2 separate regions of the Homo sapiens genome follow, and region 2 is linked to region 1. Evidence: read pairs that join two places in POLR2A ChIA-PET (ENCODE). Cell type or tissue: PC-9. All regions are shown on one strand. Each heading gives the region's core, and the rest is flanking DNA. Links, peaks and the distances in the headings are about the cores only. Region 1 overlaps TNFRSF8 (TNF receptor superfamily member 8). Region 2 has its middle 4.8 kb from the start of MIR7846.

Evidence for each region. ChIA-PET counts read pairs that join two places held together with the same protein. Peaks named below come from ENCODE experiments on the same cell type or tissue, not always from the same donor. Only the 100,000 strongest peaks of a DNase experiment are listed, where the experiment ranks them.
Region 2: POLR2A ChIA-PET joins it to region 1 with 17 read pairs; 4 of 35 experiments call an interaction of 5 or more read pairs at or near these places.

The regions. Positions count from the first base shown.
Region 1 is chr1:12,072,049-12,077,416 of GRCh38, forward strand. The region is part of intron 1 of TNFRSF8 (TNF receptor superfamily member 8); the gene reads left to right. Among named protein-coding and RNA genes, the nearest start is that of TNFRSF8, 11 kb to the left of the region's middle. In PC-9, for the core only: no CTCF peak of the experiment used is centred there; no DNase peak of the experiment used is centred there; H3K27me3 peaks cover 1,281 bases.
Region 2 is chr1:12,159,460-12,164,827 of GRCh38, forward strand. No RefSeq gene overlaps it. Among named protein-coding and RNA genes, the nearest start is that of MIR7846, 4.8 kb to the right of the region's middle. RefSeq lists enhancers at 1,365-1,874, 1,875-2,384, 2,385-2,894, 2,403-2,542, 3,053-3,182 and 2 more. In PC-9, for the core only: no CTCF peak of the experiment used is centred there; DNase peaks (open chromatin) are centred at 542 and 2,562; H3K27ac peaks cover 1,681 bases.

The DNA.
Region 1 (5,368 bases), core at 81-5,080:
TCCCTTGCTTCTGACACTAGATGGTGACTTGAGCAAGTTAAGTTACCTCTGTGTGCCTCGGTTTCCCCATCTATAAAATGGGCTAATAACAGTAGCTACCTTGTATTGTAGGGCTGGTGTAAGGATGACATGAGTTAATATGTGTCAAGTGCTGAGAGCAGCTTCTGGACACAGTGAGTGCTGTGCAAATAAAGGTGAGCCTTATTAGGTGCCTGTTGTATGTGGGGCATTATGGATACAGCCATGGAGATGAACCAGTTCCAGTCCTTGCCCTCGATGGGGGGCAGTGTGGGAAGGGGAATACAGAAGAGAGGGTGGCCAGTACTGCGTAGGGGACTGTCTGGGGCCTGCGGGAGTCCAGAGGAGCCCATCTTTACTTCTGCCTGGGTCAGTAGGGGAAGGAGCCTCCAGAGTTTGCAGTGATGAGGCTCTGCACCACAGATGGTGCCATTGTCCTTGCCAGCTTTGCCCAGGGCTCTGGAGGCAGCAGAAGGGGTCAGAGGTTAAACAGCACATCAGTGCTGGTGGTTGGGGCGAGCCTGGGGCCTGCTTTGGAAGCCCCACCCAGCAGGTTCCCCTTGGGTTCTTGGGTCCTCCAGGGGGCTAAGAACTCCTAGAGGCGTCGCCCACAGCTTCATTTCAGCCATCAACTTTCTTGACGGATTGCTGCCTGCCAGGTACGGTTCCTGCTCTCAGAGAGTGCGTGCACAGATAATGTGGCCTCCACACAGTTTACTGAAATGGTTCCAACCTGCTGAGACCAGGAAACTCCTAAACCCCACCTTCACCTTCCCAGCCTGGGCAGGCACCCTTCCCACTCTTGATTCGGGTGAGGGAGGCCAGGACGCAGCGGCCAGGCCAAGAGTTTCCTCTCTCTCCAAACGGTCTGGGGGGCATGTGCCCTGCCCCTTCCCCACACATAGTCTGGGAGAGGGAGGTGGGCAAGGAAACACACCAGGCTGGGCGCCAAGGCTCACGCCTGTATTCCCAGCATTCTGGGAGGCCAAGGCAGGAGGATCTCATGAGCCCAGGAGTTTGAGAACAGCCTGGGCAACAAAAAATTAGCCGGGCATGGTGGTACACACCTGTGGTCCCAGCTACTCAGGAGGCTGAGGTGAGAGGATCACGTGAGCCCAGGAGGTCAAGGCTGTAGTGAGCCGTGTTCATGATCGCAGGACTGCACTCCAGCCAGGGTGACCGCAAGGCCCTGTCTTAAAAACAAACAAACAGACAAACAAAAAGTAAATACACAAGCCCCTTCTGAGCAACTGGCCTGAGGCTGGCGCAGGAACCTAAGGCACCTCCAAGAGGATCAGAAAGTCGAATACTCCCAGGGAGCTGGGCCCCGCTTCCTTTTCCTTCAGGTCCACTATATCCATCTCTCTCTCTCTTTTCTTCCTTCCTTCCTTCCTTTCTTCTTCCTTCTTCTTTTCTTCTTCCTTCCTTCCCTCCCTCCCTCCTTCTCTTCTTTCTTTCTCCCTTTCCGTTCCTTTCCCTTTCGTTTTCCCTTTCCCTTTCCTTTTCCCTTTCCCTTTTTCTTTTTCTTTTTTTTTTTTCATTTTCTTGACAGAGTCTCACTCTGTCGCCCAGGCTGGAGTGCAGTGGTGAGATCGTGGCTCAATGCAACCTCTGCCTCCCGGGTTCAAACGATTCTCCTGCCTCAGGATCCCGAGTAGCTGGGATTACAGGCGCCCACCACCACGCCTGGCTAATTTTTATGTATTTTTACTAGAGATGGGGTTTCACCATGTTGGCCAAGCTGGTCTCAAACGCCTGACCTCAAATAATCTGCCTGCCTCGGCCTCCCAAAGTGCTGGGACTTCAGGTGGGAGCCACCGCACCCAGCCCACTGCATTTTTCTTTGTAGCTGCCATTGTCCCGTGGCGGCTGTTGCTGCCCGGGAACGTACTTCAGGGCTGGGTGGGTTTTACCTTGTCTGAGTTGTAGCTAAGGATGCAGCTCCAACACTTGCTTCGGCCCTGGAATCTTCAGGATCCCTGCAGTCTCAACAATTGGCTCATGGAGCCGGCACGGGATTGCTGGGAGGCAGGAGGGATTTCTTGGTGGGAAGTGAGGATCGACCAGTTGCTAAATTCGGACTCAAGGCGTGATCTTGCTAAAACGGACTCGCTCTCCTCCATCCTGTCCACCTCCCCACCACATTAATGACCCTGAAACCCTTTAATGCTTCCCTAGTGCCAAAGGCAACATGTCCCAAAGTCACCTTCTTTCTTTCTTTTTTTTTTTTTGAGACAGAATCTCACTCTGTCACCCAGGCTGGAGTGCACTGATGTGATCTTGGCTCACTGCAACCTCCGCCTCCCGGCTTCAAGAGATTCTGCTACCTCAGCCTCCTGAGTAGCTGGGATTACAGGCGTGCACCACTACGCTAGGCTAATTTTTGTAGTTTTAGTAGAGAGGGGGTTTCGCTGTATTGGCCAGGCTGTTTTCAAACTCCTGACCTCAAGTGATCCGCCCGCCTCGGCCTCCCAAAGTGCTGGGATTACAGGCATGAGCCACCAGGCCCGGCCTCAAACTCACTTTCTGGCAATGGCAGTTCTGAGAAAAAAAGGTTCTATGGCCAACGAAGTTTGAGAAACATTGCAGAGTTTTCTGACTAGCTCCCATACCCTTCCTTGGAGAATCAAAGAGTAAGTAACCACATCAAAGGTTCTGAGAAGCCCCGTGATCTAAAATGGAAACCTCTCGAATGGACTCCAGTGATTATTTGTGTTTGTTTGTTTGTTTATTTATTTATGAGACAGGGTCTCACTCTGTTGCCCAGGCTGGAGTGCAGTGTTGCAATCATAGCTCACTGTAACCTCGAATTCTTGGGCTCAAACAATCCTCCCACCTTAGTTCCTTGAGTAGCTGGGACTACAGGCACATGCCACCATGCCCAGCTAATTAAAAAAAAATTTTGTTAGGCCGGGCACAGTGGCTCATGCCTGTAATCCCAGCACTTTGGGAGGCCGAGGCAGGTGGATCACTTGAGGTTACGAGTTTGAGACATGGTGCAACCCAATCTCTACTAAAAATACAAAGCTTAGCCAGGTGTGGTGGCACATGCCTGTAATCCCAGCTACTCGGGAGGCTGAGGCAGGAGAATCGCTTGAACCTGGGAGGCAGAGGTTATAGTGAGCCGAGATTGCACCACTACACTCCAGCCTGGGCGACAGAGTGAGACTCTGCCAAAAAAAAAATTTTTTTTTTTTTTTAAAGAGACAGGGTCTTGCTATGTTGCCCAGGCTGGTCTTGAACTCCTGGGCTTAAGCAATCCTCCCACCTTGGCTTCCCAAAGAGCTGGGATTACGGGTGTGAACCGCTGCGCCTGTCCGTGTTCTGCCTATCATCTGTTACCATCCGGTAGCCCCAGCATTTGATGAAACGCTGTTTGGGAAATGACAGTGAAGAGCTTCCATACTCATCTCTTTTTCTGACTCCCTGACTCTCTCTTCTGCCTCCCTCTTGCATTTTTAAGTTCCCTTAAATTGCACTGGGCTCCCCTGGATAATCCAGAAGAATCTCCCATCTGAAAGTCAGCGGGTTCACAACCTCGATGCCATCTACCACCCTGATTCCCCTTTGCCATGTAAGGAGACGTATATGAGCACATATGTGAATATATCACCCTAGGTCCTGGGGACCCAGTGAGGATGGTATGATTCTTGCTAACTGACAGAGCAGGAGCGTCACCATCTTGGACAAGCATCGCCGTTTTAAATTCTCCTTGATTAAAAACCGCCTAAATCCAGCCCCAAAACATCAGCCTAACGGCTAACGTCAGCATGACCATAAACCACAAATGACACCTCCAACCAGAAACATTCCAACACCCCCATCCGACTGGAGACATGCCAGCCCTGAGATAACCTCCCCTCTGACCAGAGACATTCCCAGCATACAGTAAAACTCTCCTCCACACAGAAACATTCCTAGCCTGCGAAAAGCTCCCATCCCAGAACCCTTAAATACCCTTAGTCCATAAAAACAATGCTGCTGAACGAAATTGGCCAGAAGGCCTTCTTGGTTTTATTCTTTTTTTTTTCTTTTTCTTTTTTTTTTTTTTGAGATGGGGTTTCACTCATCTTGCCCAGGCTGGAGTGCAGTGGCGTGATCTCGGCTCACCACAACCTCTGCCTCCCGGGTTCAAGCGATTCTTCTGCCTCAGCCTCCCGAGTAGCTGGAATTACAGGCATAAGCCACCATGCCCGGCTAATTTTGTATTTTTAGTAGAGATGGGGTTTTACCATGTTGGTCAGGCTGGTCTCAAACTCCCGACCTCAGGTGATCCACTTGCCTTGGCCTCCCAAAGTGCTGGGATTACAAGCGTGAGCTACCGTGCCCGGCCTCAGTTTTATTCTCCAAAATAAACCTGTCTTTGGTAAGCCGCTTTTCATATTTTTTTCTTCTTTCTTCAACTCTTACACAAAAATCATTTCAAGGTGCTTGCCTGTCCCTGAGTTCCTTCCAGCCAGGGACTCCAGGCTCCACCCTCTATGCTGTTTCCGTGTCCACTGTCTTTGGGTTTTATCTCCAACCCTGGGGCCAGGCAGCATGGGGCCCTGCACACTCTTTCTCAGCTGTGCAGGAACTGGGGAAAACTCAACTCGGCACCTGCTTGCAGTGGGACAACTGTGAGAGGTGCTGCCTGTGGCCAGGGATGGAGCCTGTGGCCAGGGATGGGTGTGTTTAAAGAGGTGGAGGAGGAGGACTTTAGTTTCAGGTAGTCTCTTGGTCTGGAGCTCAAGTGAGCACTGAGTGTGGAGAGAGGGGTTCAGAGTCCTACAGTTAGGAGGTGACTACTGAGTTCGGCGTGTGGTGGTATAGTCTAGTGGTTGCTTAGGAGCGAGGGTGTGGCGGTAGACGCATAGTCCCCTAAAACGTCCATACATTCTACATTGTTAATTTGGGACAGGGTCTCACCCTGTCACCCAGGCTGGAGTGCAGTGGCCCAACCACGGCTGAAGAGATTCTCCCATCTCAGCCTCCCGAGTCGCTGGGACTACAGGTGCATTCCACCACAACCAGCTAATTTTTGTATCTTTTGTAGAGACGGGTTTTTCTCCTTTGCCGTGTTGCCCGGGCTGGTCTCAAACTCCTGAGCTCAAGTGATCCTCCTGCCTCAGCCTCCCAAAGAGCTGGGATTATAAGTGCGAGCCACTTCGCCTGGCCAAATGTCCACACATTCTAATCCTTGAAACCTGATACTATGGATCTTGAGACAGGAAGATGATCCTGGATTATCAGGGCGGGCCCAATCTAATCACAGGAGTCCTTAAAAGCAGAGAACCCTTCCTGGCTGTGTTAGAGAGAGATGATAGAGGCAAAGAGAGAGATGTGATGTGAGAAGGACTCAGCCCACCAT
Region 2 (5,368 bases), core at 283-5,282, 88 kb after region 1:
AGGTTGCAGTGAGCCAAGATCGCGCCATTGCTCTCCAGCCTGGGCAATAGAGAGAGACTCCGTCTCAAAAAAAAAAAAAAAAAAATTGTCCAGGCATGGTGACACATGCCTGTAATCTCAGCTACTTGGGAGGCTGAGGCATGAGAATCACTTGAACCCAGGAGGCAGAGGTTGCAGTGAGCTGAGATCACACCACTGCACTCCAGCCTGGGCAACAGAGCGGGACTCCATCTCAAAAAAAAAAAAAAATTTATGTATATATATACACACACATTTTATATATATATATTTGATATCTGTGCAGCTTCTTAGCTGCTGGGGACCCAGCAGAGAGCAAAACAAAACAGACAAGTTCCCTGCCTTCATGGGAGAAACAGATGATAAACAGATCCAAAGAGAAATTATAACAACTGCTATTAAGAAAAGTAAAGTAGCTATTTTGGTTGGGGGCGGGGGGGCGGGGGCGGGGTGCCAGGGATGCCTCTCTGAGGATGTGGCATTTGAGCAGAGACTGATAAGGGGAAGTGAGTCATGCAGGTATCTGGAGGAAAGGTGATCCAGGCAGAGGGAACTGCCAGTGCGAAGGCCTCAAGGTGGGAGAATGCTTTGTGTGTTCCAGCAAGGGCGGCCGGGCCAGCGGGCTCAGGGAGGAGTGAGGGCAACCCTGGCTGTTACCACTGGTCAGTTCTGGGTAGTGGAATATGGATTTTTTATATGATGCTTTAATTTTTTTAATTTCTAAAAAAAAAAATCTAAACAAAGATAATGTAGGGTTAAAAAGGTTACTGCTGGGAGGCTGGGTGTAGTGGGGCCTGTAATCCCAGCACTTTTGGAGGCCTAGGTGGGTGGATCACTTGAGCTCAGAAGTTTGAGACTGGCCTGGGCAACATAGTGAAACCCTTCTCTACTATTAAAAATAATAAGATAAAGTGTAACTAGAAGAAAACTTAAAAAAAAAAAAAAAGGCTGGGCATGGTGGCTCATGCCTGTAATTCCAGCACTTTGGGAGGCTACTGAAGTGGGTGGATCACTTTTGAGCTCAGGAGTTTGAGACCAGCCTGGCCAACATGGCGAAACCCCGTCTCTGCTAAAGAAAATGCAAAAAATTAGCCAGGCATGGTGGTGGGCACCTGTAATCCCAGCTACTTGGGAGGCTGAGGCAGGAGAATCGCTTGAAGCTGGGGGAGGCGGAGGTTGCAGTGAGCCAAGATCAAGCCATTTCACTCCAGCCTGGGCGACAGATCGAAACTCTGTCTCAACAACAACAACAAAAAAGGCTGGGCATGGTGGCTAACACCTATAATCCTAGTACTTTGGAAGGCAGAAGTGGGAGGATCATTTGAGCCTAGGAATTCGAAAACAGCCTGGGTAACATGGCGAAAACCCGTCTCTACAAAAAATACATTAGCCAGGCATGGTGGCATGCACCTGTGGTCCCACCTACTCAGGAGGCTGAGGTGGGAAGATCACTTGAGACCAGGAGGTTGAGGCTGCAGCGAGCTGTGATTGCGCCACTGCACTCCAACCTGGGTGGCAGAGTGAGACCCTGTCTCAAAAAAAAAAAATGTTACTGCTGTGTGTAAAATACAGCAGTGTGCTTTGCAGTAGGATGAAAAGGAGAATTTCCTGTCAGGAAAAGGCTCTGCATAAAGGGCAAACTGTGCACCCCTCTACCTGGGCAATCATTCCCACAGGTCAGGCAAGACCTGCCTTGTGCCGATAAAGGCAGGGGTTTGGAGTCAAGCCTAGCCCTGCTGTGCCCCACCGCACACATCTGGTGCACCCACCCCACACATCTGCACCCCACTCCACACAACTTCAGGACAAGAGGGGCACTTGGTCTAATCCAGAGATGGCAAAGGCCAGGTGTTTGTGCTGAGGCCAACCCCTTCCCGCCCAGGGCACACCGGGCTGCTCCATCCTGCATCCTTTCCTGCAGAGCCCAGGCTCAGAGTCCTTCTCAACACAGAGCCCTAGGCAGCCATCACCAAGTGGAGCTGCATATGGGGGGAAACCAGCCTGCTTCCCCTGAAATCCAACTCCTCATGTCACACATGAGGATGCTGAAGCCCAGAGAGGGGTAGGCACTAGCCCAAGGTCACACAGGAAGGGGGCTAGAATGGGGATTCCTGAGACTTAGCTAGTCCCACTTGCTGGGTTTAGAAACCAAGGGTCTTCTCCAGAAGGTCTGGGACTGATTCTGGCGTTGAGTCCTGGGAAGAGGCCACTCAGAACAGGGAGGTTTTAGTGAAGCAAGGGGAGAAGGAGGCCTGGAGGCTCTCTTGGCTTCCTTCCCCAAATTGCCTGTGGTCCTCTTTGAGTACTGGGAGAGAGGGGGTGCTGCACCCCCAGGCCCTCCTCTTCTTTGGAAGGAGATGGGGACAAGAGCTGGTGTTTCTCGGTGCCCCCAGCCCACAGCATGGTATGGCCAGCTCAGCCCAAGATGTGGCCCCAGGGAAGGGAGGAGGACCGGTAGGAGGGCCAGATGAAGCAGGCAGTTGTAGAGCTGTGGCTAACACCAAATGCTGCTTCCTGTTCGTGATTTTAGGACATGAGTCATCAAGGGGCTGGCCCGGCACATTCAGGGCGCTGAGATAAGCAGGACTGAGGGACAAGAAAAGGTTACTTGCCCTGGCTGTGGGCCAGCCTTAAGCAGGGAAGGAGTAGGGTTCCCGCTGTCCAAGCAACCCTGTAAGATAGATTCCCACTGGGACCCTGAGGCCAGGTCAGAAGGAGTTGGCTTTGTGGCTGGCTCTGAAAGCTCACTCCAAAAAGAATATTGCATGGAGACCTCCCCATGGTGGAAAGAGCCCCTCCCAGCACAACCACAGCTCAGCCTTCCAAACTGCCCTCAGCCACACACAGCACCTGCTGCACCTCAACCCTCTGTACGGTTTCTCAGCAGGTGCCCCTCAGTCACTGAGGAGTCCATTAAAAAGCCAGATATTAGGCCCTCAACAGACATGGGCGTGGGGCCCAGGACTCTGCATGTTTCACAAGCCTTCCAGATGATTCTTATGCTGGTTGAAGCTGGAAAGCCACTCCTCCAAAAGATCCACTAGAATGCCCGGTACACAGTAGGTGTTCAATAACTGTCAGTGGACAGACCGGCTGTCCTCGCACACGTGGCCTGCCCGTGGCCCTGCCTTCTTCCACCCTCGCTTGCAGGAGTGCAGTCATCCACCTACTGGGGTGGGAGATGTCAGGGGACCTCTGAGGGCTGTAGACTGAGCTGGGAAGTGAGGAGAGGCTCCAGGGAGTGTCTGGCCAAGAGCTCAGATTCTGCACATGCAGCCCCTGAGTTGAGGACCTGAGGGCCACAGTTCCATCTCTGCTTGAAGACTGTGTTGTCAACAAGGAGCAAATGGGGACTTTTCTGCGCTGTGGGGCTGGGAGTCTACCAGATGCATGGCTTGGGAGTCTGGGTTGGGTATACAGGGCCTAGGAGTGATTGGGCTGGACTGGGTTCCTGAGCCTTGACCCGGACATCCATGTACCCATTCATTCATTCATTCATTCATTCTCTCAAGTCTTCATCCCTTCATCGCCTCCTGCGTACCCTTCATCCTGTATTTGGTCCTTATTCACTTCAACTTTATCAAGCCCCCCGTTAGGTATCTCCTGGGCCAGAACATACAGGAGATGCACAAGAAGGGACTCAATCAAGGGAAATAGAGGGAACCAAGAGCAAGTCCCCCTACCCTCGGGTATCACACAGTTCAGCAGTGTGAGAGCTCCATGCTGAGAAGAGCCCCTTGGCTATGGAGAGGCCACCAAACCAGGTTTGAACCCGCTGTACCCCGTATTAGCTGGATAAGCATACCATAAAGCTTGCCCCCCACCTGGTGCAAGATAAAGTGTGTAAGTCATCTTTCCATAACCGCTAGTATCACAATTACTAAGAGAGGCGAGGGCCGTGTAAGCAACTAATACCGGAGTAAGTGTTATGCTAATAGTCTGTAGACGTACCATGTTATCCTGCCCAGCTTGCTGGGGTGTGGTCAAGGGTGGTTTCACAGGAGAGCACGAGTGGAGCTGTGACTGGAAGGACAAGTAGGTGATCACCAAACAAACAAAGAGGAAAACACACCTCAGGCAGAGGAACCTGCATGGACAAAAGCATGGAGGTGGGAACTCAGGGTTGCTCCGAATGCCCAGGGAGTTGGCCTGTAGAGCTGGGGTTCGTGGTGGGGCTCTGCCTGGTGGGCCAGCTGGGCCAGGACATGAAGGCCTCCAGTGTCTTGTGGAGGAGGCTGAAATCAGTTCTAAAGGCCATGGAGAGCCATGGGCTAGGTTGCTTCTCAACCTTGGCGTTCTGGACGTTTTGGGCTGGATAATTCTCTGTGGATGAGGCTGTCCTGAGCGTTGTGGGATGTTTGGCAGAATCCTGGCCTCTACCTGTGAGATGCCAGCAGCACCTCTCCCTGCCCCCTGCAGCTGCGACCACCCAAAATGTCTCCAGACATTGCCAAATGTGCTGGGGAGGGAGAGGGGGTAAAATGACCTCTGGGTTGAGAAATCCTGGGCTAGGAGAGTGGCATGAGTGGCTAATGCTTTGCAGGGCTGGGCCTGACCACTCCACGGAAAGGCAGATTCGGGGACAGAGCCTGAAGGCCAGAGCCTCATCGGGAGGCCCAGAGCATCATGGGTGGGAGATAGAGCCAGGGCTGGGCTGTGGGGCAGAAGGAGAGAGTCCAGGCCCTCCACACTGCCTCTGCTGTCCCTGAGTTTTACCATATTCCCCAGTGGCAGGTACAATATGGTGAGTGTCAAGATCAATCCCCCCCCCACCCACACTGAAGAAAAAGTCCCGGACCACGTGTGCAGGTCATGTGGAGAGACAAACTGGTTCAGCCAGAACTGGCCATCGCCACCTCCAGCCTAAATAAGATGTGGGGTTGGAGAAGCCAAGAGAGAGGATTTTGGGGAAGGAGTCACCATTGGGCTGAGTGCCCCCTGCTGCCCTTTGGAGCGGAGAGGGCACTTCCTCTTACCTTGGGCCAAGCAGGAGGGGATACGAGGGAGCCATCTGGGGGCTTCATATCCCAGGAGTTTAAGGACCATAACACAGGTGGAAGATTCTTGTCTATTTTGTCCACTGCTGAGTCCCCAGCACTCCAGGGCTGGCACACAGTAGGTGCTTAATAAAGGAGCCTGTGGCTGGATGGACCTGAGCCAGCATTGCTGGAGTGAGCCAGGGTGCACGGAGAGTTAGCTGGGCTGCTATTGGTGCGCAGCAAAGGGCAGGCAACCATGGACCCCAGCGAGGAGGCCAGCCTGACCATCTCCATCCCAAAGTGCTTCCTAGTAGGTAAGGCGGCCTCAGCAGGAGAAGCCAGGAGGACACCATCCTGTAGGAGCTGAAGGG